Regions from separate parts of the Homo sapiens genome. Here all the other regions are linked to region 3. Evidence: chromatin loops called from intact Hi-C (ENCODE). Cell type or tissue: GM12878. All regions are shown on one strand. Each heading gives the region's core, and the rest is flanking DNA. Links, peaks and the distances in the headings are about the cores only.

The links. Hi-C counts contacts between places; a loop is a spot of excess contacts. Peaks named below come from ENCODE experiments on the same cell type or tissue, not always from the same donor. Only the 100,000 strongest peaks of a DNase experiment are listed, where the experiment ranks them.
Region 1: a loop joins it to region 3, with 5 times the contacts of the local background. A loop is called at or near these places in 4 of 110 quality-filtered maps.
Region 2: it touches region 3 in a loop (2.4-fold over the local background); 2 of 110 quality-filtered maps call a loop at or near these places.

Annotation. Positions count from the first base shown.
Region 1 is chr2:60,512,164-60,522,608 of GRCh38, forward strand. The region is part of intron 2 of BCL11A (BCL11 transcription factor A); the gene reads right to left. Among named protein-coding and RNA genes, the nearest start is that of BCL11A, 36 kb to the right of the region's middle. RefSeq lists enhancers at 1,029-1,138, 3,395-3,524, 3,635-3,754. In GM12878, for the core only: no CTCF peak of the experiment used is centred there; a DNase peak (open chromatin) is centred at 3,928; H3K4me3 peaks cover 1,440 bases; H3K27ac peaks cover 3,132 bases.
Region 2 is chr2:60,307,046-60,317,490 of GRCh38, forward strand. No RefSeq gene overlaps it. Among named protein-coding and RNA genes, the nearest start is that of MIR4432, 75 kb to the right of the region's middle. RefSeq lists enhancers at 4,172-4,241, 9,112-9,161. In GM12878, for the core only: no CTCF peak of the experiment used is centred there; DNase peaks (open chromatin) are centred at 4,628 and 5,746; H3K4me3 peaks cover 706 bases; H3K27ac peaks cover 1,647 bases.
Region 3 is chr2:60,435,500-60,445,944 of GRCh38, forward strand. LOC124906010 reads right to left here and starts at 4,320. Exons shown (of 4, transcript XR_007086331.1): 1 at 4,065-4,320. RefSeq lists enhancers at 4,034-4,093, 4,344-4,433. In GM12878, for the core only: a CTCF peak has its summit at 4,146; DNase peaks (open chromatin) are centred at 4,072 and 4,796; H3K4me3 peaks cover 570 bases; H3K27ac peaks cover 1,986 bases.

The DNA.
Region 1 (10,445 bases), core at 1,884-6,883, 76 kb after region 3:
CACCCCTGGAGAGCAGTCAGAGAGGAAGCCTGCTTTCCTCAGATGTTTTAAAGGAAGCCACCTAGAGCCCCACCTGTCACTGTGGAACTGCTCATGGTGGCTGCCCGATGCGCTGATGTGGAACTCAGAATCATTCATTTGGGCTTGTGGCTGAGCTGTGCTAGGTAACTGGGTGGCCTGGGCAAGTCACTTCACCTCCCTTGGCCTGTGTCCTTGAGCTTTCCTGGCTGCACATCTTGCTCTCAGGTATAAAGGATCTGTCTCCTTCTACCTGCCCCTGTGCCACACACACTCGCCTCTCAAATGAGAAAGGCAGCTTTGAGAGAGGATGCTTGCCTTCCCGGCTCCCCTCCCAACCCAGAACCTATCACAATGCTCTGCAGAGAGTACATGCTCAACAAATCCAATGCTAAATTGTAAAAAGTGAGACTAGATGGTATCTGCCTCTCCTCTCAGCTCTAAATTATTTGGTCTAAAGAAAACTGAAGCCCCCAGCAACTCCATTTTGCATATCTAATTGGAGATGGTTTCAATAATATAATTATCAAGGCATCCCTACGTTACTTGAAGTTGGTTCATAATCTGGCGACGTTCACAGCCTTATGAAGACAGTTTATTCTCTTTTAGTGTCTCAAGTATGAGTCACCTCTGATGACGGATAGGAGAACAAGCAGGTTTTACTACAATACACACCTAAAGTAAATGAATAAACCCAACCACTTTGCCCACCCACATGGCATCCATTTGGAGGAGACACAGAGAAAGGAGTTTCACCTCTTAGACGTCTCAGAGATTAACATTTTCTCAAAAATGAACACACAGAGCAACAGCTGACGAGTCACAGTGGACCACACCACCACCTCTGGTTACCCCCTGAGAAAGGCAGAGAAAGGACCCCCAGAACAGTCACCATTTGAGGAGAGGTTCAGGGATCATGAGGACTCACCACCCCACTGAAATCCATGGATAGTCTAGCCTGTGAGGGGTTGGGGGTGGCAAATTACTTTATCTTTCTCATCTTTGAGCGGCTCTTCCCCAGAGTCAGGATGACTCTCACTAGGTTTCAGGTACATCCCCATCATGCCCCGGACTCCAGTCTCTGCAGCTGACACGGCTCCAAGATGCTAAATATGAGACAAGGAGGGGACAAGGAATTTAGTCCCAGGAGTGGCACTAGAAGGAGTCCCTGCTCCCTCAGGAGCCATCTGCCGGGTGCTTCTGGAGATGCTGCCTCCACGCCCCACTTGAGGCTGTCCACAGCAGAAACCAGCGCCCAGATCCCCTCAAGCCAGCCACCCCATGGGAACCCCTTTGGCAGGTGTGGGTGTTGGGTTAGCCTCTAGCCAGAACTCCTGCTGCTTCTCTCTTTGTGGAGCAAATCTTCATGTCCTGTCTGGATCTTCCCAGTCCTGCCCTCTCTCTTCTGAATCTTCCCACCCTTCCAAGGGCCTGCTGCCTAATCCATCTCCCCACTCACACGCTAAAGTAAATGAATAAACCCAACAGCACGGACTCATCCCTGATCAGGACTGAAAAAAGAAAAAGAAATAGCCTCCCATCACACCACTCTCTGGGAAAATAGAACTGAGTCCTAGCTCTAGCACTGGGCACAGCTGGGTCAGCACCTACGAAGGGTCCTATGCAGTGAACACCTTGCAGTCTGAAGGGCAGACTCTCTCTTCTCAACAAGCCAGAGATTCTCTGCCTTCCAGACAGGCACCTCCATGAAGAGAAGCTGTTCCTGGCTTGTGGTGAGCAAAACTCCCTGGATTGAGTCGAGACCTGGATTCTAGTTCCACTACTTTGAATTCTCTAGGTTCACAGTCCTAAATCCTCAGAGAAGGACAGACTTGAGGGCAGACAGCCACAGGTGGCCTGGCATGGGCTGAGGCAGCACACAAGGACTCTGAGCCACACCAGCCATCTCCTTGTGGACTTTCCTGAGAGCACGTGCAGCTAGCAGTGCTCCAAGCACTCTCTGAGAGGCTTCCAGGCTGGAGCTCTGAGAGGCTTCCAGGCTGGGCTACCTCCAGCCATGTGGTGGAAACTGGTAGCAAAGGAAGCCCAGAAGGGCCACAACTGAACTAGAAGGCTAAGGAACACCCCGGCCACTGGTGGGATCGCAGTGCTGAGCCATGAGCCCTACCAGGCAACCCATTTCTGGGCAGTCCCAAGACTTGGAGAACAAGCCATCTGAAAATAGAATTAAATAGCCAGGTGCGGTGGCTCACACCTGTAATCTCAGCATTTTGGGAGGCCGAGGCGTGTGGGTCACCTGAGGTCAGGAGTTCAAGACCAGCCTAGCCAACATGGTGAAACCCCATCTCTACTTAAAAAAAAAAAAAAAAAAAAAAATCAGCCAGGTGTGATGGCATGCACCTATAATCCCAGCTACTTGGGAGGCTGAGGCAGGAGAATCACTTGAACCTGGGAGGCGGAGGCTGCAATGAGCCGAGATCGTAGCACTGCACTCCAGCCTGGGCGACAGAGCGAGACTCCATCTCAAAAAAAAAAAAAAATTAAATTGGGTGGGGGAGTTTCTTAGGAAAAAAATCAGAGTTGTGCAAATAAATCTAGTTGGTCTGACTGTCTTTACAACACAATGAAAGGGTAAGGCACCATAAGAGGCTGTGAATTCCATTGATAAGAGAGGATTTCCCTACTCAAATATCAAAGGTCTTGCATACACATACACTAAAACAGAAAAAAGAAAAAAAAAAAAAGAAAAGAGAGACAGAGAGAGAGAGAGAATCACCTTTTAAACTCATCCAAGAGCCAGTCAAAGCCACCCAAAGGAAAGCAGGCCCCAGTCCCTTCCGAACTCAGCCGTTCTCCCTCTGGTGAGACAGGCTCTAGCTTGTTTCCAGAATGCCACTACCAGCTTCCCACACCTCCAGGGGACCCCCTAACTCCAAAGTGTTGCCCAGACCTAAGGATCCTCCCCCACGTGCTCCTTCCCCAACACTGGCTTCCAGGTGAGCGAGACAGAATCTGCAAGCAGAGTTCACTGCTTGACCATGGGGTGAAAGCCACAAAGACACCACCAGCTATCCCAACCCCAGCACTTTCACTTTTTCACTTTCTCCCCAGGGAGGAAGGGGGAAATAAACTTGCCCAGCCTCACACCTTCCCTGGACAGGGAGCTGGGGATCCATTCAAAGCCCGGTCTTTCTCTGTTCAATCAAGCAGCGTGAGCAAAGTACAGATTAAATACTACATATGAACCAGCATTATGTTAGGCACCAAGAAGGCACAAAAAATAAAACATGACTCCTGCCCTCCAAAAGGTTATAATTTGAGGAGGAGAAAATACACCCACGAGCCAATGTGAATACCACTGATCCCCTTTTAACTAATCCCAGAGTGACACCTCCTCCAAAGAAAGCCAAGTTGCTGACAGAGTCAGGCCTTCCTAGTTACCTAGAAAAATGGCCTGGGGAGGTCCAGCCCACTAGAAGGAGATACAGAAACAAGCCCTCCATAAATATCTGTGGGACCCAGCTACCTCTCTGAAACACAGCCCAGTGCTTTCAGGCAGGGAGAAAGTGGTGGTGGGTGGCGGACAGAGATGTGAGTGGACTGACACAGACATGGGGGCTTCCAAATGACTCTTGATCACCCAACTTTCCAGCTTCCCCATTTCTGCCCCTGACTTGAGCTCCCAGGCCACTCAACCCACTGTGAGGTCTTACTGTGGGGATTACCGAGTCACCACCAGGCTGCGCTGAACAGGAAGTGAACAAGTCAATTCGAGAAAGATCCAATAAGGGAATATTCTCTGGGCACCGCTGGGCCAACACCCACGGAGGGGTCCTGGAATACAAATACCCTGGAGTCTGAAGGGCGGTGGCCCCTCTTCTCACCACTTCAATTATGTCTTCATTGAACTGGGTTATGAAAAAGGGAAGCAGGGATTGAAAATCTAGCCTTGTGGCCATAAGCCTGTGATGACTCATGCCAGCTTTGGGTGCTCTAAGATGCTTTCCCATGTCTGTAATGCTTTTCATATCATCCTACACACTCACTGTCACCTCTCCTCACCCCAGCACACAGAAAAGATGTGCTTATTATGTGCACTTAGGTTTTGTTGTACTATTAAACACAATGACCCACTCCTATTATTAAAACACAGGTTTTGCTGGAAACTCAAAAAAGACTTGGCTCTGCTGGCTCACAGGGAATCTGGGCTCCGCTCTTCCAAAACCTTTGTTCTCCAGATGTCAGTGCAAAGTTATGAACAGCTCTCCCCCTGAGCTAACTTACCGAGCAGTAAGTGAGGCAAGAAAGGCCACTCACTATATTTCTCAGCCTCCATGAAGTCGTCACTGGGAGAGGAGCCAAGAGGGAGGGGGCACCTTAGGAGACAAGATCGTAACTCACCGTCATCCGGGGAAGTGGAGAGGAAGTCAGGGAACTCGTGTCAGGAGTGGAGAGCTAAGCTCAATATGGACAAGGACAGAGAGGGGCACCTGGGATGGGAGAAATGTGGCATCAGGACAACTGGGAGTGAAAGTTTAACTGCCCTCAAAGATGGCTGACAAAGATCTAGCATTCCTAGTGGACACCAAGCTGAGCATGAGTCATCAATGAAGCACTGGTTTTTAAAAAAGCAAGCAGGACATAAGAGTGCAGACATAAGACTAAAGAATGTGGAAAACACTAAGATATCTTGCCATTGGACTCTGTAGTTATCAGACTAATGTTTGAGTAAAAGAGCTGGAAAACCAGCAGATTCTAAAGAGAGGCATAGAAACAATAAATGGGTTACAAGATAATAGATCCATGAGTTCAGGTTCAGGAAAGAGATTATTTAGGAAGAAGAAGTGGCGGAGAATGGAATGAAGAATGTAAAATATGAAGCATTTCAGCCCAAAGCTGGTGATGAGATACTTTGTCGTCTCTGGAATGAAGAGGAAATGGGTTTAAAATGAAGCATAAGGGATCGAAGGTAGACAAAAGGAAGGATTTCCTGCGATTGAGAGGTGTCTTTAAAAATAGAACTAGGGTGGTGAGGAAGAGGTTGGGCTGGCCAATTCTGGAGGGCCATCTGCCCCTGAGAGGGTACACGTTCCTTCACCACCCCAACTCCATCTACTCCATTATCTCCAGTTATCTGAATAAAAAAGCCAAGCTATTCCCTGGGCACACCATGTAAACCCCAGAAGGGCCACACTTTGGGAGCCCTAGCAGGAAAGGTGGTAGGAAGACCAGCCCCGAAAAAGGGCAGAGAAAACAGGGAAAGGAACAAGGCAAGAAGAAAGGGCAAAGGACCATTCTCTGCAACAGCACAGGTGATTGGGTGGTGGTTTTGTTGCTTGGGTTTTACCATGGGCTCCCCAGGTTAGCACTGCCACAAAAGCACCAGGCTCTTCAACAAAGCTCCAGTTAAGAAAAGCATTCCAGCCATCACCGATAAAAGCGTGGGTGCAAGTTCCTCTGCAAAGCACATGCGGGCCACCTCTGGCTCCTGCTGGCCATGGAGAGGCCATGTGCGATTGGTACAGTCAGCCAGGAATGAAAGTGGGAAGCCCCAGGCTCTGGGCCAAGTCTACCACTGCCTAGCAAGTAGACTCTGGCACTCACTCCCCTCTTAGCCTCAACCTTTCTCATCTGTAAAATGACAGGGTTAATGATATGACTTCACAAGTCTATGTCTACATAGAAGATGCTCAATAAGTATTCACTTTGGCTTTCCACGAAGGAAACTATCTATGCTCAAAGAGCTGTGCTTTCTTCTATGATTCCTCAGAAACTCTTGTCGACTAGAGGAACAAGAACCTTACTCTAAAACCCAATTTTAGGGGAGGAGAGAAAATTTTTAAAAGACTTTAAATTAATTACTTGAAGGCCAGAGGCATTTGCTTATGCCTATAATCTCAGAAATTTGGAAGGCCACAGAGGGAAGATTGCTTGAAGCTAGGAGTTCAAGACCAGCCTGGGCAACATAGCAAAACCCTGTCTCTACAAAAAGCTTAATAAATAAAATAAAATAATTGCTGAGATTTAGCTATCTTTTCAAAGAAAATATAAAATTTGGCCCAGTTTTTTATCTATCAAACCTAGACCTAAAATCATCTTGTCTCATTCCCTCTGTCAACATCTGCTGAGCTCTCATAATACATAAAACATCATAGATAAAGGAGTCACAGGATTAGACCTACCGTTCCATACCAGTGTGTTACAGCCTGTCATGAAGCAGACTCAGAGAATTTGGCTACTACTTAGTACTAACATTTAATTTAGTTTTAAAATGTCTGCGATAGAGCAGATTCAGGATTATGCCTGTAAGATGACATTCCAACTCACCTGCATTTAAATATGAATAAAGAGTGAGCAGAAGGGACCAGGTAAAAATGGCACATGGGAGGGCATCGCACATGTGAATTTTAGCTTCCCACACGCAAAGGCATGGGGGGACAAGGCAGGAAGCATTGCTCTAGATCTGAGAATCACCACACACCAGAGAGGGCATGGGAGGTGACACACAAACCCAGCAGAGAACGTTGAGAAAGAGTTTTAAGAGCCTACTCATCATCAGAGTTCACTTAAAAGTCCATCCAGAATCAGAACGTGGGATGGGGTGCCCCAAGGCATTCCTGGGGGCCGGGCGTGGATTTTAAGGACTCATCAATTACTGTTCAAGTTCAGGTCAAGCTGGATGGACACCATCCACATGGTGTTGCTCGATGGGCAAAGATCAAGAGGCAGTCGTTCACCACCAGCCGTATTTCCTGGGGCTGCTTGTTACTGACATTCTGTCATTCAAGGTGGGTCCTGAAGCCACAGTAAGCACCAAATCTGCTCCCTACAATCCACAGCAAAAGGAGAGTTCCTTCTTTTAAAGAGCGATGGCACACATCTCTCAACTCTTGAGAGAAAATGGACAGAAGTGGGATTTTTCAATCCTGATACCAGCAGGAAACAGGGAGTCTCTGGTAGGTACTACCAAACCAAGAAGCTTCTTTTCTCCCAAGTACACCAGGAACCCCTTTCAAATACAGGCGCTACAAAAAAAGAAATAGGTGTGAAAGCGGGGCAAGAAAGGGAACCTGAGGACTATGCATGCTCTGTCTATGGGTATCAACACCTTTAAGGCATTTTGCGGTCTTTTTGATTCTATAACCTCCATATTGAGAGACATAAAACACAGAACATTACACCTGTCAGGTGCTGGGCCCTGAACTATCTCCAGGCAGCTGAAAGTCAGTACATCAGCTTTTTAATGATGTGAAAGTTAAAGATTAAAAACATGTTGGAACGCTTACTTTATGCAGTGCCAAAAATGTGTCTATAACCTGTAAGGAGAGATGGGTGTGGAACATCGTAGGAAAAAGGTGACTGCACTCATGCTGCAGAGAAAAAATAAGGTCCTCACTTGCCTGCCTGCCTGCCTGCCTGCCTGCCTGCCTGCCTGCCTGCCTTCTTTCCTTACAAGAGAAATCGCTCCTGAAATCTGACGTGCTTTGCAACAGCAGTAAGTTGACCACTGGAGAAAGTGAGGCTGGAACCACTGGAATCTTGTAGATTTCTGAGGCCAGTTCTGTTCTGACACATGCAGCTGGGAGCCACTGGTTTAGGAATTCACGTGGGCATGGGACTGTGCTTATTCAGAAAGGGCTCCCAGTCACATCCTGTATTCTCCTAAATTACTCCAATGACAAAGAAAACTCAGTGAAGACAAAGAGATCGTTTTCATAGGCATTGTCATTTGCCAATCCATAACTCAGGAATTCATGGCTATGCTTGGATAATTCTCTCTAGACTTGGAGTGTTAAAAGTTTGCACCTAGTTATTCTCCCCTCTCTCTGGCAGGAGAATCATGTCACTGGCAAGCAATTATTGTATCCTCTTCAAATAATTCGGCCTAAATTTTCATTTATGCCTGTGTATTTATGCACAAATGTGTGTATGATATAGTATTATGGCTTCTTTTTCTGAAAATTGAAAAATTCAGAAAGCCAAAGATAATAGAATATACCTTGCGTGGCAAGGTATATTGATTAGGTAGGAATCAAAAATAATTGCAAAATTATTTATGCAGGAGTATTAAAATTTTCCTCAAAAGTTCCCAGGCAAATGGGTTCCTCTTTAATTTTCACCCTTACAATAAACTCTTCTGCAGGTTTTGTTTATTTTGAGGAAACATTTCACTTTTTTTTTCAAGACATGAGGTGTGAATGATGCAAAACAGTATTTGGATATGTAAACTGAATTATTTGCATAATGCATTACTAATCAGTGAGTATAAATTCTGGAGTCTGAGGACCTGAAATCAAGTGCCACCAAATTTTTTAAAATCTAGATTATAAAAGTAAAGAGCATCACCCTTCGGTGGGATAATGTACACATTTGTGTACACATTCGCATTCCGTTTATAAGAAGGAGAAATTATCCTCACAGAGTTTTCTGAGGAAAATTAAATAAGTGGCCTTTGATGTAAACTGTTTTGCTCTGACTCAACACTATGAGGCATAAGGTCCTAAATTCATAGGCACAACCACAGAAGCACCAAGGAGAGTGAAGATATTTGCATCAAAAAGAGCAGACAGTCCCCCACCCCCACCCCATGTTGGTCGCCTACGGAATCTACAGGAATCTGAAGGGGCAGCCAGACATTCTGCCTATACCACCCATCAGATCAGCCACCAACCGAACCAAAAACCACCCATGCCCTTCTCCAGTGGGTTCCCACCGGTGTTTTCGTGCAAGCTTAGCCCCTTCTTTGCAGAAAAAAAGATATTGATGTGCCAACAGTAGAAAGAAGAAAAAATTATTCCAGCTCTGTACACAACCTTTGTCAACCCAGCATGATAAAACCAAGTCTGGGAAACTATTTGTCTAAACACTTTTTGGAAAGGGATGAAATGGAGAGGAAAGGAAAAGGAAGTGTAGCCTAGTGGTCAGCACACACACACACACACACACACACACACACACTCACACACACACACACACACACACTCACACAAATCCTTGAGGGTGCCAGGTTACATTTCTACAACAGCTGCCTTCCATTGTCTACTGCCAGTGAAGCCAAACCAGCCTAAAATTTAATTTAATCTGCTGTAAACCCAAGTATCAGGCACTTAGATGGCAGCTAAAAGCGCCACTCTCAGATAACTGAGTGACACTTGCTAATAATAGCCTCTGTGTGAAGCGAGAGAGAGCGGACATTTTGTAAAACCAGAGGGACCCGGGCCTGGGCCTGGGCCTGGGTCTGGGAATGGTGTGATGTGGTTAGGCCAGTCTCAGCTTCCAGGCAGCAGATACGGCAGAGACGAGGCCCACCATGGCTCCCCTGTGACGGGCTGCACGAAGCCCACCAGTGACCTAGCTTTCAAGTCACACAGCGACAGTCCTGGCTTTTGCTATCTAGAAGAACAAAATTCCCCTTTCCAGCTCTGCAATTGCCACTCTGCTCCCTTTCATCTTCCATCTTGTGCCCCAGTCCTCCCTTAAAGGGAAGGCTGCTTAACCCTTGACGTGTTCTTTGTCCCCTTCTTTCTGAGAGTGTGGTCAATCTCCTCTCAGGCAAATCATCTTTCTCTAATAGCCAGGGCTCAAATGGCCAAAGAAAGGTCCCAAAGCCTTGTCTTCATAACACTACCAGCCACGTGAGCACGTCCCAGCTGCTTCTTCCTGACCCTCACCACGAGGCACAGAGGCACCTGTGCTGAAACTCAAGCAAACGCCACATCTGACTCTGCCTCATGCACTGAAAAAGACAAGGGATCTCTGTTCTTCCAGGAGAATGGGGGACAGTGCACAGTACAGACCCTTAAATGACCCCTTCACAATGAACTTCCCAGATACAAGACTTGAGCTCACAGGTACTTTCTTGCCCATAGGACACTTGTCCCCTTGCTACCTCTGAGCCAAACCCTTGGTGAAGAAACAACACCGACTAAACAAGGCCATACTGCTCTCCACCAGTCAGGCAATACCTTTATTTTCTGGAAAAATCTCAAATACTACAAAAGTAGAGAGAATGTTATAAATCAGTCCCCAAGTCCACATCTTCCAGCTCCAACCACCACAGCTCACAGTCATTCTTGTCTTCTGTAACCCTATCGCCTCCCTAGCCCATTTTATTATTTAAGTTGATCCCAGACGTCATATCATTTCATCAGTAAACACCTCTGTATGTATTTTTTAAACATAGGAACTCGTTTTTTTTCTTTTAAATACAACTGCAAAACCATTATCACACCTAAAAATAATAAAGTCACAAATAAAGTCCCGTATTACCAAATAGGGGAGTTATTTTAAACTCAGAAATACTTCTTTCCATCTGGGTCATGTTTTGGAGGATCCCTTCCAGTGAGGTTCAAGACTGAAGCTGCCAAGAAAAGCTTCAGAGAATCACACTCTCTAAAAAGGGCCTTGTGTAAAGCCACCTTGCATGTCAGCCCAAGCTCCTGCCCCTTGCAGTCCTTTGCCCTGTT
Region 2 (10,445 bases), core at 3,683-8,682, 130 kb before region 3:
CCCATTCAAGTTTTCTCTGTGTTGATGCTTTGCATCCACACAATGTTATACTTGGGTGAATTTCACTGCATGGTCAAAGCCTGTGGTCTGTCTCTAAATTCTCTAGTTTTCATTTTATTTCTATTGAAAGGGGCAGTAAACTTTAATGTGGAGTATGCAATTATTTGGAGGCCAGGTGTGACTTCTTAACAAGGTTAAAAACCCCTGAACAAAAGCAAAGCCAGAGAGAAGGGTACGTTTCTAAGTGATTAAAAAGCAGTGTTACTCCCTTCACACCCAGCCTGCCCCCATCTTGCCCTGACAGAGCAAGGGAAGGGTACAAATCAAAGATCCAAACTTTACTCACCAGATGAATATATGAAAGAAAGTACACTTGCTGCTAAGTTTGCACTGAACTGGCAAGGGCTGGGATGGGGCAAGGAAGAGCTTGCGTGAATACAAGGTGGGATGAACAAGCCATAAGATAACACAGGCTTGCCTCAAGCTGCTCAATAGACATATATCATAAAAAATAAAATAGAAATCATTTTAACAAATGGATTCAGTGTCAGTGTACCAGCTGTTATTCCTAGAGGGAAACCTTTTGCCATTTGAAACATTAAAAAACAGCTGCTATTTATCATTCAGGCCAACTTGGGTTGCCAGGAATGACAGAATAAAGGACACAAAAATCAACAAATTTTCTAAATTTTTTAAAAATATGGAATTCCAGCTAGAAATGCAGTTGCAAGGTACATGGACTAAAACAAACTAAAAGAGGGAAAGAGAAGGAAGAAGAGAGAAGGAAGAGGAGAGGGACGAACAATACCCCCTTGGGTTCAACCAACCCAATTCAATGAATTAAGGTGCCCATGCTGTATCTTAAAAGGGACAGAAATTAGCAGATAATGCGGAGGGAGAGGAGCTGCCACTGGAGAACCAAGGAAAGAGAGGGTTTGCTGCACCAAGACAAGGAGGAGAAAGGAAGTGAGATGAGGAAAACTGCAGGTTAGGAGTAATAGGAAAAGTCAGAGACTCCAGCCAAGTGCTTAAAATTGTTCTAGGGTGGGCAGGAGCAGTGTATGTGAAGAATAGTAAAGGTGGATTAGTGATACACAATCCTCTGTTATTCTCTAGCAAAGAAGATTCCAGAATAAATGGTGCCCCTGCTATTTAGGAATTTCATAGGCCATACGCAATTATTAGAGCCTCAGTGCCCTTTTCTTCTTCTTCTTCTTCTTCTTCTTCTTCTTCTTCTTCTTGTGTGTGTTTTTTTTTTTTTTTTTTTTTTTTTTTGAGATGGAGTTTCACTCTTGTCACCCAGGCTGGAGTGCAGTGGCGTGATCTCAGCTCACTGCAACCTCTGCCTCCTGGATTCAAGCAATTCTCCTGCCTCAGCCTCCCGCGTAGCTGGGATTACAGGCACCTGCCACCAAGACCAGCTAATTTTAGTATTTTTAGTAGAGATGGAGTTTCGCCATGTCGGCCAGGCTGGTCTCAAACCCCTGATGGCAGGTGATCCGCCTGCTTCAGCCTCCTGAAGTGCTGGGATTACAGGCATGAGCCACTGTACCCGGCCCCTTTTCTAATGGATAAGGGTCAAATCCATTTCTAGCCTCAAAACATACCCAAGTCCTCTCAACCTTCTGGGAGAGTAATTCCATAGATAGAAGGTGGAAAAGACAGAAAGGTTTTCAAAGAGATGCAAGAATTGACAGCAGAATAGGAAAACTTTCAAGTCATTAATTACTAATGAAATAGAGTTAATTACAGATTTGTGGAGTTTTAAAAATTTGTTTTATTTTTCTGTGTTTTGCCTAATTTGTTTAAAAAGGATGTTCAGGGTTTCTTTCTTAGTTTATTTTAAGAAACCTGCCTGAATGATTCTGTTATTCTTGGTTACTTGTTCAGTCCACGGGTATCATCAGGGCCCAGGAGGCCTCTCAGGTGTGCAAAGCCCAGCCCTACTCGATGGAAGATTATGGTCTGCCTGCACACAGAGCCTCACAGGTGGGGAAGATCAGGCCACAAGAATAGCCAGCATCATTTCAAAAGGGCCAGACATTGTGCCAAGAACTTTCCTTAACTCATCTCCAAGAATCCTACAAAAACTCATGGAGGTAGACAAGAATCTGCCCATTTACAAAGAAGAAACTGAGGCCCCAGGAGGAAAGTGTCTGAGTGTGCATTATGCCTGGGAGACTCGAAGGAGGTGGAGGGCGGCTGGACTCCTCTTGCCTGCTCTCTAAAGGGCTCGGTGAGGCTCTGGTCAGTCACACAGGCAACCCTCAAAATAAAACCGAGCTTTAAAAGGCACATAAAAGAAACTTGTTTTTCTATCTTTAGGTCATTCTGTGCCTCCATCTGCAGGGATGGAACTTGGTTTCATTAAACATGATATTTCTGTCGCTCTCTTATGTTTTTATTGTTTTGTTTTCTCTTGCTTTCAATTAAAGGATTTTTTCCCCTCCCAGAAATTCTTTGGGAATTTGAAACCCACTTCAAGGAAGGAAAAAAAAAAAAGGAAATCCATCTTACAGTATTAGTCACCAAGATGGGTGTGAAGACAACGGGCTATAAACCAAACTCGGCTCCATCTCCAAGACCAAAGAACAGTCTCTAACAAACTGCTTTGAATTTTAAGAATTAGCAATAATGCTGGCAAACCGGTTTCCTTTTCTTAAAAAATGAAATAATAATAATTTGTTTAAAACCTCCAAATTGACTCCTAATGTTACCACCAAATAAAGAACATGGGCTGAGACTTCAAGCAAAAGCCAGGATGTTCAAAAGCCAGAGAAAAACACTTAGCTATGAAAAAATAAAAATATGAGTTGGAAATAAAATCCCAGGGAAGCAAATTTGGTGTGCACTAGAGGTCTTGCATTCTACCAGCAAAAGCAGGCAGTGGTGGGAGGCAGCAGGGGCGGGAGGGTTGGGGAGTCAGGAGTGGGAGCAGGTTGTGTGGAATCTGGTGGAGTGTTTCACACTTTGAAATCAAAGAAATGGGCATGTGTAAGTGCCTGCTCTTCCTATATGACTGTCCCTCTTTGTGGCAGAGTTGTGATTAAATAATCTCCCTCTTATCATGGCCTTTGATCTCATAATCCCCTTTTCCCACACTATTAAGATACCCCATGTGTCAGCAATTCAACTTTGCGTGCTGGAACTTTATTTTTTATTTTTTTTTTTTTGCCCACACCTGCCCACACATCAGTGTCTCTGCTTTGCTTTATGCTTTGTCCATCTTGCAATGTTTTCATTAGGTGGGAGCCGTGGCGAAGGCCAGCTGCCACCCCCACATGGGGAACTCAAGCCAGCATCCCTCCTCCATGGGGCTGGAGAGGGATCACAGAAGCAAGAGGCTCCCAAGGGCTCCAGGCCTCCCTGAGAGGGAAAGTGCTGACCCAAGGGAAGGGGAAGTTCACTTGCTTAGCAGTTCTCAGGAACAGACTTTGTGTGTGTTTCACTCCTGAGCAAATGCTACTGATAGCAGCTTACTGGGGAGTTTGGCCCAAGAAGACACCGCCTACTTGTCTTTTGTGTTTAGCAACCATTTCCACTGGGTTTGCACCACTGCCCCTTTCAATCCCACCTTCTGAGTCCCATCTAAGACATCTGAACTGGCAGTCTACAATGCAAGGCCCTGGCCTGGAAATCACCTGGCAATTTCCCACCAGCCGCCTAAGGAGAAAAGAGCAGGATTCTGGAATCCAGGTTCAAATCAGCCTCACCAGGATTCTTCACAACCTTGAGCCTCAGTTTCCTCCTCTCTAAAATGAAGACTCAGTGTCTTCCTCACATGTCTTTTGTGCTAGGCTTGAATGAGAGAATAACGATACCTTTCTTAGCAAGCACTATGTGTTGAGCCTGTATGTGCATTATCTCATGAAGTTCTCACAGCACAGCCTGGCACACAATGCGTGATAGACACACAAGAAAATTATGGTTGCAAGGGAAAAAAAAAAAGAAGAAGAAGAAGCCTGGGCTCAGTGGCTCACACCTATAATCCCAGCACTTTGGGAGGCCAAGGCGGGTGGATCACTTGAGGTGAGGAGTTTGAGACCAGCCTGGCCAACATGTTGAAACCCCATCTCTACTAAAAATACAAAAATCACTCGGGCGTGGTGGCAGGCACCTGTAATCTCAGCTACTCTGGAGGCTGAGGCAAGAGAATCACTTGAACCCTGGAGGCAGAGGTTGCAGTGAGCTAAGATCACGCCATTGCACTATAGCCTGGGCAATAAGAGCAAGACTCCAACTCAAAAGAAAAGAAATCTTCCCCAAAGACACCAAGTTAATAAGCTGCAGAGCTTGAAGTACTAACCACTTCTATGTTAGCAGTGTTTGTGCTTTAACCACAATTCTAGTCTTCTGCCTGGAGATAATATTGCCAGATTTAACAACAATAACAACAACAACAACAAAAAATACCGGATGCCCAACTACGTTTGAGATTCAGATAAACAACAAAATTTTTTGGTCTAGGTATGAACCATGCAATATTTAAAAATTATTTGTTGTTTATCTGAAATGCAAATGTAGTTGAGTGTCCTGTACTTTATCTTGCAACTCTACCTGGAGATCAACTTTACAAATGCAGTTTGAAAACAGTGAAGTGCTCACTTATATGAGGAATCTAAAATAGTCTTACTAGGGGCTGGGAGGAGGGGGAACTGGAGAAGTGTTGATCAAAAGATACATGGTTTCAGTTATGCAAGATGAGTAAATCCTAGAGAGCTACTGTACGACACAGTGCATATAGTTAACAATACTATATTATACACTTAAACATTTGTTAAGAGGGTAGATCTTATGTTAAATATCCTTATTGTAGAAAAAAGGAGAGAGGAAACTTTTAGAGGCAGTGGTTAAGTTTATGGCATTGTTTGTGGTGGTGGTTTCGGGGGTATATACTTATCTTCAAGCTCATCAAGGCATTGAGTCAGCCCTCCATATCCACGGGTTCCACATCCTCAGATTCATCCAACCACCTGCCAAAAATTTTTGGGAAAAAAAGCAATAAAAAATAACAATACAGCAATTTTAAAATACAAATTTAAAAATATGCTATATTTATATCTATTTACATAGCATTTACATTGTAATAGGTATTATATGTAATCTAGAGATGATTTAAAGTATGCAGGAGGATGTGAATAGGTGATATGCAAATACCACATTGTTTTATATAGGGGACTTGGGCATCCCCAGATTTTGGTCTCTGTAGTGGTCCTGGAACCAATCCCCCAAGGATACCGAGGGATAACTGTGTACATTAAATATTTATAGCTTTTTTGTATGTTAGTCATACCTTAATTTAAAAACTATTTTAAAAGAAAGTAAGAAAATAAAAATGGTGGGCCAGGTGCAGTGGCTCATGCCTGTAATCCCAGCACTTTGGGAGGCTGAGGCCAGTGGATCACCTGAGGTCAGGAGTTCAAGACCAGCCCGACCAACATGATGAAACCCCATCCCTATTAAAAATACAAAAATTACCCAGGCGTGGTAGCCCTTGCCTGTAATCCCAGCTACTCAGGAGGCTGAGACAGGAGAATCGCTTAAACCCAGGAAGCAGAGGTTGCAGTGAGCCAAGATCACACCATTGCACTCCAGCCTGGGCAACAAGAGTGAAACTCCATCTCAAAAAAAAAAAAAAGAAAAAGAAAAGAAAAGAAAAGAAAATGAAAATGAAAATGGTGGAGTGCTACACAAAGTAAAGCTCTTTTGTTTTTAGTCATAACCCCAGTTCTAATTGGTAATGGGCAGGAGTTCCCAGCCCCAGTAGCTTTCATGGCCCATGTGGAGATCAGATAAGCTCTAAGCATATGAAACACTTGGATAAAGTTAATCAGGGTAACAAGCTAACCAAGTTAATCAGGGTAATAAGCTTAACCACCCACAAGTCCTCTCCCCACCACCACGAACACCTCCCTTCCCAATGGCTGGGAGATTTTTTTCTGGGACCTCTTCTCCTTCCCTCACCACTTAAATAGCTAAACAACAAAGTTTCACCGGCTACATTTCTGGCTACTGCATGCCAGTTTAGTAAGAGATCCTGAGGAATTTTAATGTGCAGATATGGGGCCTACCCTCAAGGCTTCACTTTGTCATTGAAGAGACAGTGTACAATTAAGTGTCGAAGCACAATGAGACAGCTCCATTTTACCAACACCTCATTCTCATCAGGCACTACCCTAGGTGATCTTGTAGAATGCTCCCAGCACCTGGTCCAGGAATCACCCACAGCCAGCCGCCATCGAGGCAGCTGGAAACCTCCAGAGAGCTCCCATCCTACTGCTGTCAGAGATGCCAGGCGAGGCCCTGATTTCTTATCTGATGGATAATTAATGTTACCAATTTGAGTATATTAGGATAAGAGGCCCTACCCTTTCCCATCTCACTTCCTCATAGAAATCTCCTACGACTGATCAAGATGGTCATGCCTCAGTTCAAACTGGACAGGGTCTTAGAATGTGACCTCTCTTGGGACACACCCTATCCCCAGAATAAGAACAGAAAATGGCTCTATTATTCCTCATTTGTGGACAGAGAGGAGAAAACAGTGTCCGAGTTTCCTTTCCCTAATGCAGGTTTGAGCTTCTACCAGCAGGGTCAGCCTCCACCTCCCAGACCACTTGCACCTAGACTTTCACTTCCACCTGGCTAGCAGCTGCCCTGCCCTACAGACTCATGCTCTGCCTTTTTCTTGTTATAGATGCCTAATCTTTTCTCATTTTTCTCCACAATTCCAGTTGATAACTGTAATCAACCTTCTCTCACTGTAGAAGAGGTCTGAGGTAATGTAATCCCCTGCTTTCATAAGCAGTGGAAGGACAGGATTCAAGGAGAGTTTTCCAACATCTAAGAAAAACAGAGCAGAATATAGCAAGGACAAAGGAGCCACGCTATTTCCAATTTCCCACGTGGCTTCTTCCAACTCAGCCTCTGGGAACACTGGGAGCATTATGCCTACACACTTAACTGTATTAGGACAGCCAGCCTTTCTAAGAATGGTTTCTGCTCATGCAATTCCAAGAAGTTTCTCTCCCTTTTCCTGTTTCTCAACCTGGCCTCAATTCATCTCTTACTTAGGGAGTGCAAAGGAACCCTTTGCAAGATGAGCTGAACCAAGGGACCAGAAAGATGCCCACCTCAGGTGCTGCTTGTATTGGGTAAGGCTTTGGAACCATCTCACTTATGGTCCAGATTTGACATCTTGGATAACTGAATCCAAGAAACACGTAAACAAGATCTGACTGGACCTGCATGTCTTTGTCTATCATCCTTTCTTCATTTTCTGGAATGTGTCATTCATTACCTCCATGCTAAGAATTATATCTACTTTTAGTCTCAAAGTCTTCTGTGTTTCTTAAGGGATGCTCGATATAACCTTTTTTTTTTTTTTTTTAGCTTGCTATTTCAAGGCTTCATTCTACACCACTAACTTGTGGTTAAAAGAACTGTTTTTGTGGTTGTTTCTGTATTATCTGTTTGGGTTTTTTTGTTTGTTTGTTTTTTGTTTGTTTCTTGTTTTTTGTTGCTATCATTAAAGGAATTCTAGCATCCTAACTTTGATTCCAATATCTGATATGTGACCTCATTCTTATCTTTCTGCCTCTAATATTTCCTTTTCCTCACCTAGAATACTCCATGTTGCCTCGGGTCTCTCTGAAATTCCTACCTTTGCTCACATTACTTCCCAAATCCCCCATTACTGTTCCCTTAGTTGTGAGTTCCCAAATAAAAAGGTCAGTAAGATTGTTTCCCTCAAAATGAGATACACTCAACCCATTCCTTTTCACAATTTTCATGGTGAAACTCAACTTCAAACTCAACTTAAAAATCAAACTGTTTTGGGAATTTTTCTTTCAGTCGTCAGCCCATGCCAATCACGTCTGTGCTCTTTACAAATGGATGGCTAGCCTCGCCTCACAGTAACTTCCCTTTCAAATCCTGCTCCCAAAAACATTTTCTCCCTGTCAGCTTGCCACTGACTCTCTGCAAATCATCCTGTGATCTCATGTAGAAAGGACATGATACACAAATAAATTTTAGTATCCTATGCTTGGGGGTTATAACTGAAAATAGCTTGGTAGTCAGGAAAAAAATGATGTGTGCATAGCACAAATATATATTTCTATGTGTGTATACATATATATGATGCTACATATATATGATGCACATGTCAATCATCTTAAATCCAATATGACAATTTGCAAAATAAAACACAACTTCTCCTCAAACGTCCAGGATCTTTAAGTTGAAACAAGTGCTTCATGGATGATAAAGCTATTTAAAACCTGAATTATCCTTCATCTATCTGTAGACAACAACATCCTGTTTAGTACCCAACCTCAATAATCATCACTTATGATATTATTACCAGGGCTGCCGCTTATGGAAGGTAACTACATGCCAGCACTCTGCCAAGCAGTGCAAGCATCTGAACTCTTCATTCTCACAAAAACCCCATACGGTAAATATGCCTTATCCCCATTTCATAGATGAGGAAACCAAGGCTTAAAGAGGTCGGTAACTTGCCGAAGTTCTCATAATCTGATAAGTGATAGAGCAAGGATTAGAACTCAAGCTCACCCCACTCTGAAGCCACCGTAAGTCATTGCTGCAGTTCTGAAAGGTTCCTTGGAGGGCTTCATGTTAAACCTGTGCAGGGGTCAGGAATCTGTGGTCTTCCCACCAGACTGTTCACCCAGAGACTAATCAGTCAGCCTTTCTTTGGTAAGTCAAACTTTGCTCCCCATCTTTTGTGAAGTATAAAGATGATTCATTGCTTACACGGAAATTGATCTAACCACTGTTTTATGAAAAATGCAGGAGTTCCATATCTTTAGAAGGACTTCTTGAAGAAATTTGAATTAGGGAACAAAGTAGTTAAATTTTTCTGTCTTTTCTGGTCTTTTTAGCTACTGATTAATGCACAGTCGTGGATGTTGGAAAGACTTAAGGAAATCAATAATAATATTAACCCTTATGAAAAGGTTTGCTATGAGATGGGATTGTAGCTCAAGGTCTTTAATGGTAAATAGTCAAAAGTTAGAGTTCATGGGTGCCAGCTCCGTTGGCAGGTGTGAACCTTCTTGCTACTATGACCTTCAACATTTCCTTAGGACCTGACACTCTCTTGGTCCAAAAGAGATAGTGATCCCTTCCTGTAACAATACCTAGACCCAGAAGAGAGAAAAAACAGTAGGGTTGGCTTCTACAGCCAGGCAACAATATTGAAAGTGAATGGTGCCCTCCCCCAACACCCTCCCAGCCAGGCAGATCATCCACCCCCCAGCTTTGTCCTCTTAAGAAGAATGCCCCTTGTCTCTCAGGCCACAGTTGGTCATGAGGATTAACCCCTCCCACCCTTTCACCCCCTCCCCAGCATGGCCCCCCTTTCCAACTGTCCTTTGGGCAGACATGACTGACAAGAGTACCACAGGCGATGATGTCACAAAGAGAGGAGGCAGTGTGCCCTGTTAGACCATCTTTCACTCCAGTGGACTCGCCTTCACAGACAAATTGATTTGCAAAGGTTCAGGCTGCCAGCCCAGCCTGCTTTGCATACAGAATGCTCCCTGGTGACACAATAAAAAGTGGCCAGGCTAACAGAGGAGCGCAGCGGGGTCTGGCCGGTTCAAAGTCCAAACTCCACACCCCCTCACCTCAGTCTGGTTTGAAAGGTCACTGTGTGTCTGGGAAAATAGTCACAGGATACAATCCTTTATTAAAGGTCACTATTTTTCACCAGCACTTAACACACACTTACACACAAATTGAGACTGGAGATGGAAAAAAAAAACTGGGGGCTGCATCGCATTGTATATTGTGCTTGCAAGATTTATGTCTTGTGGTCACCAGCAATAAACACACACTGCTTCGGTATTAAAGTTCACATTAATCCACTGATTCCCCCTCCCCTTGAAACCAGCCTCTTCTTTGCCAGGCAAACCTGGGCAAATGGAGACTTTTGTTCATCTCTTTTGTTCCTTTCCCATCTTTCCCTTCCCTTGTTGCAAGTTGTTTTTGTATTGCTTTGTTTTTTTAATTATTTTTGGTGTTGGTGTTGTTGACATGCTGCCAGGAACTTTACTCCTAGTTCCCTCTCTTGCCCAGTGAATGATGTGTACCCAGCATTTGGGTCCAAGGCCATGTGCTGTCACCATGCCCGAGATGCAGTGTCCATGGATCTGTATGAGTCTCAGACCTTGAAAAGCAAAAGTCAAGTTCTTTTATGAGCTGCTGGTGAAAATCCAGGGGAGCACCTTGGTTAAGCCAGTAACTATAAAGCCACCAACGAGAGTACCAGTCCTGCCTATCCATTATGGCATATATTTTATTTTAGTAAATGCTTCCAATACACCCAAAAATAGCAATTGTATTTTCCTCCAGTAACAGACAGTTCACATTGGGTTACCAAAGAACGTTAACAATAACAATCCCTGCATTCATAACAA
Region 3 (10,445 bases), core at 2,145-7,144:
TTGTTTTCTATTTGGGTTTGTTTGCTTCCTTTTTTTTTTTTTTTTTTTTTTCTTGAGACAGAGTCTCACTCTTGTCACCCAGGCTGGACTGCAGTAGTGCAATCTCGGCTCACTGCAACCTCCGCCTCCCAGGTTCAAGCGATTCTCGTGCCTCAGCCTCCCAAGTAGCTGGGATTACAGGCATGTGCTGCCACGTCCCAGTTAATTTTGGTATTTTCAGTAGAGATAGGGTTTCACCATGTTGGCCAGGCTGGTCTTGAACTCCTGTCCTCAAGTGACCTTGGCCTCCCAAAGTGCTGAGATTACAGGCATGAGTCACTGCGCCTGGCCTGTTTGCTTTCTTTTAACAGTCTGTTTTAATTGTGTTAATATATATATATAATGTACCATTTACCATTTTAATCATTTGTGAGTATACACTTCAGTGGCATTAAGTACGTTCACAATGCTGTGTCCTCATCCCACCGTCTACCTCCAACACTTTTTCATCATCCCCAGCATAAATTCCCTACCCGTTAAACAGTAGCTCCCCTTCCCCATCCCCTCATTAATCCCTTAGTAATCTCTATTCCATTTTCTGTCTCTATGAATTTACCCAGTATAGGTACCTCATGGAAGTGGAATCATATAATATTGCTCCTTTTATATCTGGCATATCTCATTTAGCACAATGTATGTGAGGTCCATCCATGTTGTAGCATATGTCAAAATTTCATTTATTTTTATGGCTGAATATTATTCCACTGTGTGTATAGCTCACATTTTGTTTATCCATTCATCTCTTCTTTTCTTTTTTTTTTTTTTTTTTCCTGAGACAGATTTTCCCTCTGTCACCCAGGCTGGAGTGCAATGGTATGATCTCAGCTCACTGCAACCTCCGCCTCCCGGGCTTAAGTGATTCTCGTGCCTCAGCCTCCTGAGTAGCTGGAATTACAGGCATGCACCGCCACGCCCGGCTAATTTTTATATTTTTAGTAGAGACGGGGTTTCACCATGTTGGCCAGGCTGGTCTTGAACTCCTGGTGTCAAGTGATCTGCCCGCCTCGGCCTCCTGAAGTGCTTGGGATTACAGGCATGAGCGGCCACGCCGGGCCTCATTCATCTTTTTATGGATGCTTGGGTTGTTTCTACTTTGCGTTTATTGTGACTAATACTGCTATGAACGTGAGTGTATAGAAATCTGCTTAAATCCCTGATTTCCATTCTTTTGGCTATACACCTGGGAGTGGAATTTCAGGATCGTATGGTAAGTGTGCAACTTTTTGAGAAACTGCCAAACTGTTTTCCACAGTGATTCCACCATTTGACATTCCCACCAGCAATGCATGCGGTCTCCATCTTCTCTACATTCTAACTAACACTTGTTATTTTCTGTTTTTGTTTGTTTGTTTTTAATAGCCATTCTAGTAGGCATGAAGTGGTGTTTGCCTGCTTTTTTTGATGGAGGTGGAGGAATAGGGTGGAATTGGTCCTTAACCATCAATTAAGCTGGGGGCCTTAGACCTCTGTGAATTGGCTGTGACAATAGCTAAAGGAGGCTGCTACCTCATACTGAAGAGATGTTTCCTAAGTTTGTCACCGGAGAGGGCACCGAACCAACTTATTGTCTTGGAGGGAAGAAGCAGCAAGGCAGAAGACTTGAACTTCTCAGAGAAAAAAACAGTCTACAGACTTCATTTTATGCTGTCCTCACACACTACTGAAAGCTCTACCCTGGGGACCTGGCTTGACTTCTAACTAGCTGTGTTATCTCAGGAGAGCTCCCAGCTGCTCTGAGTCTCAGTCTCTCAATCAGTGAAATGGAGGCAATAGCACCTGCCTGGCTGCATCGCCCCACAGTGCTGCAATGAGCATCCAACGAGAGAAAGCTTGTCACCTGTGTTGCAAACTAAGTTACACAAATGCAGGCAGTAGCAGCTAGAAGAAAATGGTTGGGAATCTGAAAAGAATTAAAGCCCCCCATGAATTTCTTCTCACGCCTCCTCCAAAAGCCAGGGACTGCTTCACCCCGCCTCCAGGACTGCTGCTCCAGCATTTCCGGCAGCTGCTGACAGAATGTATGTTGCTTCTGATCCCCCGTGGCACAGTCAAGCCCAGATGGAGCAAGGGCCTCCCTCAGAGAGAGGCACCCAGGGCTCACCCTTCAAAGGAAGCACTTGGAGGGATGGCTTCTCAAAGGTCACACAGGAAACTGAAGTTAAAGCCTGGATCTAAACTATAGGAGAAATAGGAGCATTTGAATCCACACATTTGAATGTGGTAATTAGTGATCCCACTCCCCCGACCCATCCCCAATCTTCTGCCCATCTGAGAGCGTTTAGATGATCTGATGATGTTAATTTGAACTTCAAAACGCTTGAGAAAAATGTCCACTTTGCTTTTTAAAAATGGAAAGAAAACAAAAGTAAGTTACTCCAGAGACCTGGATGCATGTGGCCGTTCTAGTGACAACACAATAAGGAAAATAAAATCCATCCTAGGAGAGGAAATTATCCCACCAAAGTTCTTCTTGGCCCTTCCAAAGGCCATTTACCTCTGGGCATCTATGCAGAGTTCACTCATCACCCAGGAATTACGTGAGGAGGGTTATGCTTGCTACAAGGGAAGCCACGAAGAGTAAGACAGGATCAGATGGAAAAATAAGACATTTAAATATAATGCTCCAATTAATAAAGCCCTAAGAGCCAACCTCCTTTGTATGAAATAATCTGGGTTTAAAAACAAAAAAAGCAAAAAGCTTTATTGAAGAATGCAAAGTTGAGCTGTGGTCTTTGCAGCTGCCTGACTGAAATATAACCCTTGCTGAGATGCTTCCTTTCTCACTGTGACGTAAGCTAGGCCCCCAGACTCCTGGCTAAGAGGAGAGACTTCAAAATGCACGCTCGGCACCCAGCCTTCTGATCAGTTTTATCTGAGTCTTTCCCACACTTGTTCAGTGCACCCCAGCAAAACCAGGAGAGTTCCGTGTCTTCACTCCTTGTTGAGACTTGGTGATTGATTGGCTGGTTATTCTTTAACCCATTCACACTTAAGTGTTACCTCAACCCAGCCTTTGTGGGGTAAGCATTTTCTCTCCTAATTGTGTTATAAAAAGATTTTCATCTTATTAAGGAAATCCAGACCTTGGCAGTTTAGCGGGGCAGAGTTAGTCTAAGAAGCCCCTGCAATAACCGCAGGCTCACCCAGTCTGCCTCAAGGTTAACTGAGTTTCATCATTAGGTGACCTGGGGACCCCTGTCCTCCGGCCCCTTCCCTCTCCTCCCTGCTGTCCCTAACTTTCACTCTTCAGGAGGTGGCTGGTGGCCTATTTCTGGAGAGGGTTAGGCAGGGGCAGACCACACTTATGTCCATAGCGTCCTCTTGGGCTTGAGCCAACGCCATCAGAGTAAATGTGTCTCTCAGCAAACATCTCATGTCCTCAAGGGCTGGACATCCCTTTCCTCCGCAGCCAACATCAAGGTGACCCCTGATGTTATCTAACATAGTGTTAGTGGTATTTCATGCTTGCGCCCTATTGACCTCTGATGCATCCCTATGCTTCTTGCAATAATTTTCCCTCTAATCATAAAGGTTTAACCCCCTAAAAAGGAGGCATTTGGAAGACCCTCTCTTAATTCTTCAAACCCTGCAAGCCCTAAATGGTGAAAGAGGGGCTCATGCAGTGGTCAGAGGGTAGGGGTAGCACACTTCTCACAAGTTCATGTGCCTCCCTAAAACGCAGATCGTGACTCATAGGTCTGAGGAGGGAGGGGCTGCAGGTTGCGCATTTCACCTGGCTTACAGATGACGCTCTGTGGCTCTACGGTCCACACACGATCCCACATGAGTCTCTGGCGGGGAGCTCCCTTCACCCAGAACCCCCAGGTGAGGAAGGCTTCTGAGAGGGGGCAGAGCTGAGGGCCGGTGTCCTCATCTGTGGAGCCCATGGGGATGACCACCTGGAGACACACAGAGTGCATCCTCTCAGTGACACCCTGAGAGGGAATTCACTGACTCAAGGGTGGCAGGAAGGCCACTAATTACCCAGAAGGCTGTTTGTGCCACCCAGGGAAAGAGGAACTGACCTTTTTCTCATGGGGAAGTGCGTCTTCTCCTCTCCAAACCACAGGCTCACAAGCAGACCAGCTCAAGTGAAGTTCCTGCAATGACCACTGGGTGTGGGCCTGCTTTTCCGGCCCCTGCTGAGAGGGGTCCCTGAGAGAGGTCCACGAGCCACGCAGGGCCACCATTCCCCTGCCCTGGTTTGGAACCCCAGCCTCCCCCACCCGGAGCCAACTCGCCTCCAGCACACGGGCGCTGTGCCTCCCAGCCTAAGCCAGGAAAGAAAGCTGTGTACGCTGACACTTAAATTAGAGCCTCGCAATTATCTCTCAATCCCGGCTTGCCCTGTGCTGCTTTATCACTGTTTTTTATAGCTAAAGTTACTCGCCCTCGTTTTAAGTACATTGTGCATAAGGCATAGGCCAACTTCTGATATATTCCCACAAGCAAAATTAAATACCAGTAACATGTGTTTTAGTGAATTGGGTCCCTCAATTTGCATCTTATAATAAGGATGTTATCATACTGGTTTATGGCTGAGCTCTTTAGTTTTTATCTCTCTGGGGCTAGATTCCCCCTCATGAGTTCAATATAAGTCCATGAACTAATGCAATTTTTAAAACACTTTTCTTCTGTGTTAACATTAACACCCTTATGAGTGAAAGGGTTTTACTCCCCAAAGTGTACAGAATGTTTGCATTCACTGGAGGATGTGGCGGGATATTAGCCCTCAGTGATAGCTGTGGTTGCTCATAAGTGAAAGGAGTTGAGTCTGTAATCCAGTCTGCCACTGCGAAGAAGCCTTTTTCACCTCTTTGCACTGAGACATAATCTCTGGTGTGTTCATTCTCTTACATTTAGATTAATTATAAAACATTGTCACCAGAATATTAAAGTAATGTTTAATACACAGAAGGGAATAAGGTACTCTGGAAAATGCATAATTTCCCTATGATGATTTTGCCAGTTGCATGCAATATGATCTTTTGATTGCCAGCTATAGAAATATTGTGACTAAGCTTTCACTAGCTTTTTATTTTTGCAACCATCCTGTCATAGCACTTTGAAAACTGTAAGCTTGGCCCATCAAAAAAAAAAAAAAAAAACAACCAAGAGTGCCCATGCTAAAGATTTCTGTCAGCTTGGTTCCAAAGAAGGGAGATGATAGGAGAGGGTGAGCCTTGTACGGGCAGCACCTTCCACTTCAGCAAGCCTAACACAGCTGGGTGGTGGAGAAAGGATGGACTCTTACCCTCTGTACAGGCCCAACACACATGCACACCCATACACACACACACACACACACACACGTCCTTTGAACATGGGAAGGTGTCAACATTCCTAAATGGAAATCTCAAGTCCTCTCACTTGCTTCAGATTTTCCAAGCTCTACTGCAGCCATACACCCCGGAGGAATCATCTGAATCAACACCGAGTCACAGCTAGCAGAACTCTCCTTGCTGGCAGTGGCTGAAATGGGACCAACATTCCTCAGGGGGCTGCTCCTGGGGATTGGTTACCTCCCTCTAGATACTGGGCTCCATCCTTGGCTGTGTTGGTTAAAAACCAAGTGTCGTTACCAGCGGAGGGCTCCTGTCCTTCGAGGTCTCTCTCCAGGTCTCCACAGGTGAAACTTTTCCACGATGATAATCATTTAAAAAATAATCACAGTAATAGCAGAAGGAGCACTCCAACCCATCCGTCTTCCCAGCACACTCACTGGGCAAGTTGGTAACCCCATGCTTCTGTCACACCACCAAGAATGCTGGTAGAATTCTCAGTGTGTTTTAAAACTAAAATTAATTTTTAAATGTGTTTTCTGTTTATCCATGCCCCCTAATGGCAATGCACCCAGCACCTATTATCTTGTTTCTATTCTCTTCAAGGCCTCCTACGTCTCTCTGACCTCTACCCTCTGCTCTTCGAAAATATACTGGATGTGAAAAGCCCTCTCAACCCCAAAAGGCTCAAAGTCTTGTAGCTTAATTACCTTTCCATTTGCAACACGGAGGCCCCTTGGGTCAGAATTCAATGTGATTTCCAGTAGGAGAGGGGATAGGTTTACTTGGCTCCAGCCCACCCCACATCTGTTCTATAGACACAAGGACCCCCTAGGCCAGGAGAGGATATATGCTAACCTTTGCTGGCCTGGCTTTCTAGCCTTTACCTTTAACTCCAGGAGAAGAGTGGGAGCCCAGAGTGAATACAGCTTCTGAGGATAAGACTACAGAAACTAGAGGATAATGACTATCAAAGATCAAGGCCAGTAATGTCATTGAGATCGTCATAGTCGTTACAGATGAGGCATTTTTTTATGTCTAGATAGATGTGTGTATACGGGTGGCACATGAATAGGCATGTGCTATAAATAGATATATACACAAGGAACTATATGTGACTGTGCATATGTGCATACTTCCCATACATATACCATGATTCTGACTCATGGGCAAAATGGAAAAGAACGAATCTATGCAAACAGGCCCTTGGAATGCATGCTTGCATTTCCTAACCCAAGTATAGTATGTATGACTTTTAGTGATTATGTTTTGCTGAGGCACGGATTAAGCCTTGTGCTGACATGAAGAGGGGGTGCTTAGCTAGTGAAGGAAGTTTGCCTGCTCACAGACTTCATCTCACACAGGCCTTGCTTTCCTCCCTGTCCCCACTCAAGGTCTATACCTCACTTTTTCATTACACTTTACTATATTTCAGTGGGAGGGGAAATATGGGGCGTCCTGGTAATAGCAGAGTGTTTTCACACCTCAGGGGAACACTTCCATGTGTGTTGAACCCCTCAGACGCCTCCCGGCCGTTCTCTTGTGACTGATCCTTAGCATTTATTTACACGCTTGCTCCTAGGCCACCGTCCTGAGGTGGGGGTGTTGCAGGGTGGGCATTGCTGAGACTTGTGGCCATGGCAGGTCACAGGAGTGGAGACCACAGAGCTCTGGGAGAAACTCTAGGATGAAATAGAGAGTTTGCAATCCAGCACCAAAAAGGAATTCTTTATATGCCCTAAATATTATGACTTAAGACACTGGACAGTCATAGACTAGTCCTGCTTCCAGGAGAAACAGGATAGTAGGCATGGGGGAGAGAGATAGGGAAGGACACCAGATGATATGACTTATGACTGCAGTACAAAAATACCAAGTCTCTATTTTTGAAATGCAAGCTCCAAGAGAGTGAAGCCCCAGCCTGCACTGCCTTACTTTGTGCAGAGAATGCTTCTTTGGTTATGTATATACATGCTTGCTTATTCTAATCCATGCCTTTATTACGAAATTCATCTAATGTTGTGGCCAAATGGCAATAAAATAATATTATTACAGGACACGGGCCTGTACCAACAAGCATATTGCAAAGAAAAAACAATATAATGTAACTTTTACAAATAGGAGAATCAAAAAATTCTTAAATCACAGCTGGGTGGTGGCTCACGCCTATAATCCCAGCACCTGGGGAGGCCAAGGCAGGAGGATCATTTGAAGCCAGGAGTTTGAGACCAGCCTGGCAACAAAACAAGACCCTGTGTCTACAAAAAGAAAAAAATTCTTAAATCTCCCCTCAAAAAAGAAGTATTTGTACCTCTCTGATCTGCAAAAATCTTGTAGCGTTCTATTCTTTTTTCTGTTAGGTTTATCATTTTGCTTTGAGACATGATACTAAAGTGTTAAGTGCTTAATGAGACATGAAGTCGTCCTTTGTGTTGTAAAAATAGTCAATCCCTAGGAACTAACTGGCCTGTTTGGGCCTCAAGGTCTTTATCTTTAGGCTGTTTGTGGTGTGGTGTGGTGTAGGATCAACCCATAAGGAAGAACTTTTTCAAGCTTCTACAGTCTTTGATGGGTCTAGACCAGCACAAATGGGGAATTTAGATACAGCTTCAAACAACAGGGTCAATGTCTATTTGAATGTGTCAAGGATGACTACATAGTTTAACCCAAGTACTGTATGCACAGCAGAATCCTTCAATGAAACAACCAGTGCCTTCCAGGATCGGCCTTCTACTGGTCTCTTGGCTTGTTTTGAATTCCCTTTCAATCTATTTCATGCCCTGCTACACTCTTCCAAAACTTTTCTATGGACATGATTTTGAATAATCATTAACTGACTATAAGATTTAAGAAAGGCCAGGTGCGATGGCTCACTCCTGTAATCCCAGCACTTTGGGAGGCTGAGGCGGGTGGATCGCCTGAGGTCAGGAGTTCAAGACCAGCCTGGCCAACATGATGAAACCCTGTCTCTACTAAAAATACAAAAAATTAGCCAGGCGTGGTGGTGGGCACCTGTAATTCCAGCTACTCGGGAGGCTGAGGCAGGAGAATTGCTGGAACCTGGGAGGCGGAGGTTGCAGTGAGCCAAGATCATGCCATTGCACTCTAGCTTGGGCAACAAGAGTGAAACTCAGTCTCAAAAAAAAAAAAAAAAAAAAGATTTAAGAAAATGTTATTGACTATAAGATAAAATACAAGCCCCTTGGCCTATTGTCAAAATTTCTCCATAACATGGCCCCAAATTAGTTTCCCACCTTATGTTCCACTAGTTTCATAGACAAACCTCTTCCTGCCATACTGGTCTGGTCAGTGCCCTCCAGACACTGCAGTACTGCCTTGAACTGGTTTGCTGTCATCTTTTCTCTCTGTCATCTAAATTCTAGCCTGTCTTTGATGGCTAAAAGCCTAACATCTCTGTGGGCCTCAGAGAAATTATCTTCCTCTGCATTCCTCCAGTTGGCATCTCTCACTAATGGATTAATCATATTACCCTCTCCTATTGTTATGTGCTTTTATGCATATAATCTTAGCCCCCCCATAGGACCAACTGTAATCCCTTTGAGGACAGGGGTTTGATCTTGTACCTATTTATAGTTCCCCACGTGCCTAGAGCCTCTTGCACACTGTAGGCTGGGGGAAAATATTTGCTTATGCTGATGATCTGAGAAAGATAATACTGCAAACAGGAGAAGTAAAGATTTCTTTGTCTTGTTCCATTTGGAATGAATTAGTGGCAGGTAATCAGTTAGAGGTCAGTTCAGAAGGTTAAAATACGTGGACTTATCCCCTGTTACAGGTCTCTTATCTTTACAAAGATTGTGTTCCTGTTACTAACCTCTTTCTAAATCATTGGTGTTGTTATTTACAAGAAGGACTGGGCCAAATATGTGAGGAAACATCAATGTATACTCATCCCTACCATTTGAAAAACAAGTTTTAAGTGTGTGTACCACTGATGAAGTATGAAGAATAACGTTCCCATTCATTCCAGAGTACTCAGGCCCTTTGCCTGGGACTGCTAGCTACACATGCAAAGTGAATTCTATATCAGCATTTTGTAAAGCCCACTATTCTCACCGTACCAGCTTAACTGCAACCAGTTATTTAATAGGATTCTAATTAATTTAATTCTCCACTGGTAGCAATTTCTGATGCACAATGTCTGTGCCTTTTACCTCTTTGCATCCCTTCCCCAGCACTTAACTCAGCAGGTTGCATATAGCAGGAACCTAATAAATATTTGTTGATTGAACAAATGAATGAGCCATACGGCAGATGGAGAATACTGGAGAGTGAATTCCTCAGATATGCCTCACAAAACCATACCGGTCCTCCCAGCATCAGAAATGGACAGAAATGCAAGTACCACAGCACGAAATGGCACCAGCCTTGCTCCATAGTCTGCAGAACCAGAGCCCTCAAAGCAAAACCACTTTGAATAGACTTCTTAATCAGTTTAATTAGCACTGCTGTTAATTTTTTAAGATGGTAAACTCAGCATTGGCATTACAAGTGGTAAGAAAATTTCAGGATGAGGTAGATACTAGGAGTCAAAAGGTAGAGGTTGGGAGTAAGCATTCTGTAGTTATATGACAGTAGTAGTACTATTTGCAAAACCTTAGACATGTCATTTAAAGTCTCTCTAAGCTTAAGTAGAATGAAAATAATAATAGTACCTATACCACACGATGATCAGGAAGAAGAAATAAGAACATGCATGGAGGCCAGGCACGGTGGCTCACGTCTGTAATCCCAGCACTTTGGGAGGCCAAGGTGGGTGGATCACCTGAGGTCAGGAGTTCGAGACCAGTCTAATCAACATAGTGAAAGCCCGTCTCTACTAAAAATATAAAAATTAGCTGGGCGTGGTGGCACGTGCCTATAATCCCAGCTACTCTGGAGGCTGAGGTAGGAGAATTGCTTGAATCCGGGAGGCGGAGGTTGCAGTGAGCTGAGATCATGCCATTGGACTCCAGCCTGGGCAACAATAGCAAAACTCCATCTCAAAAAAAAAAAAAAGAACATGCTTGGAAAATCCTTATCACTGTGCCTAGAACATAGTAAATTCTCAATAAACATTAGCTGATATGATTATTTCTACTTTAACCTACGTTTTCCTCTTTA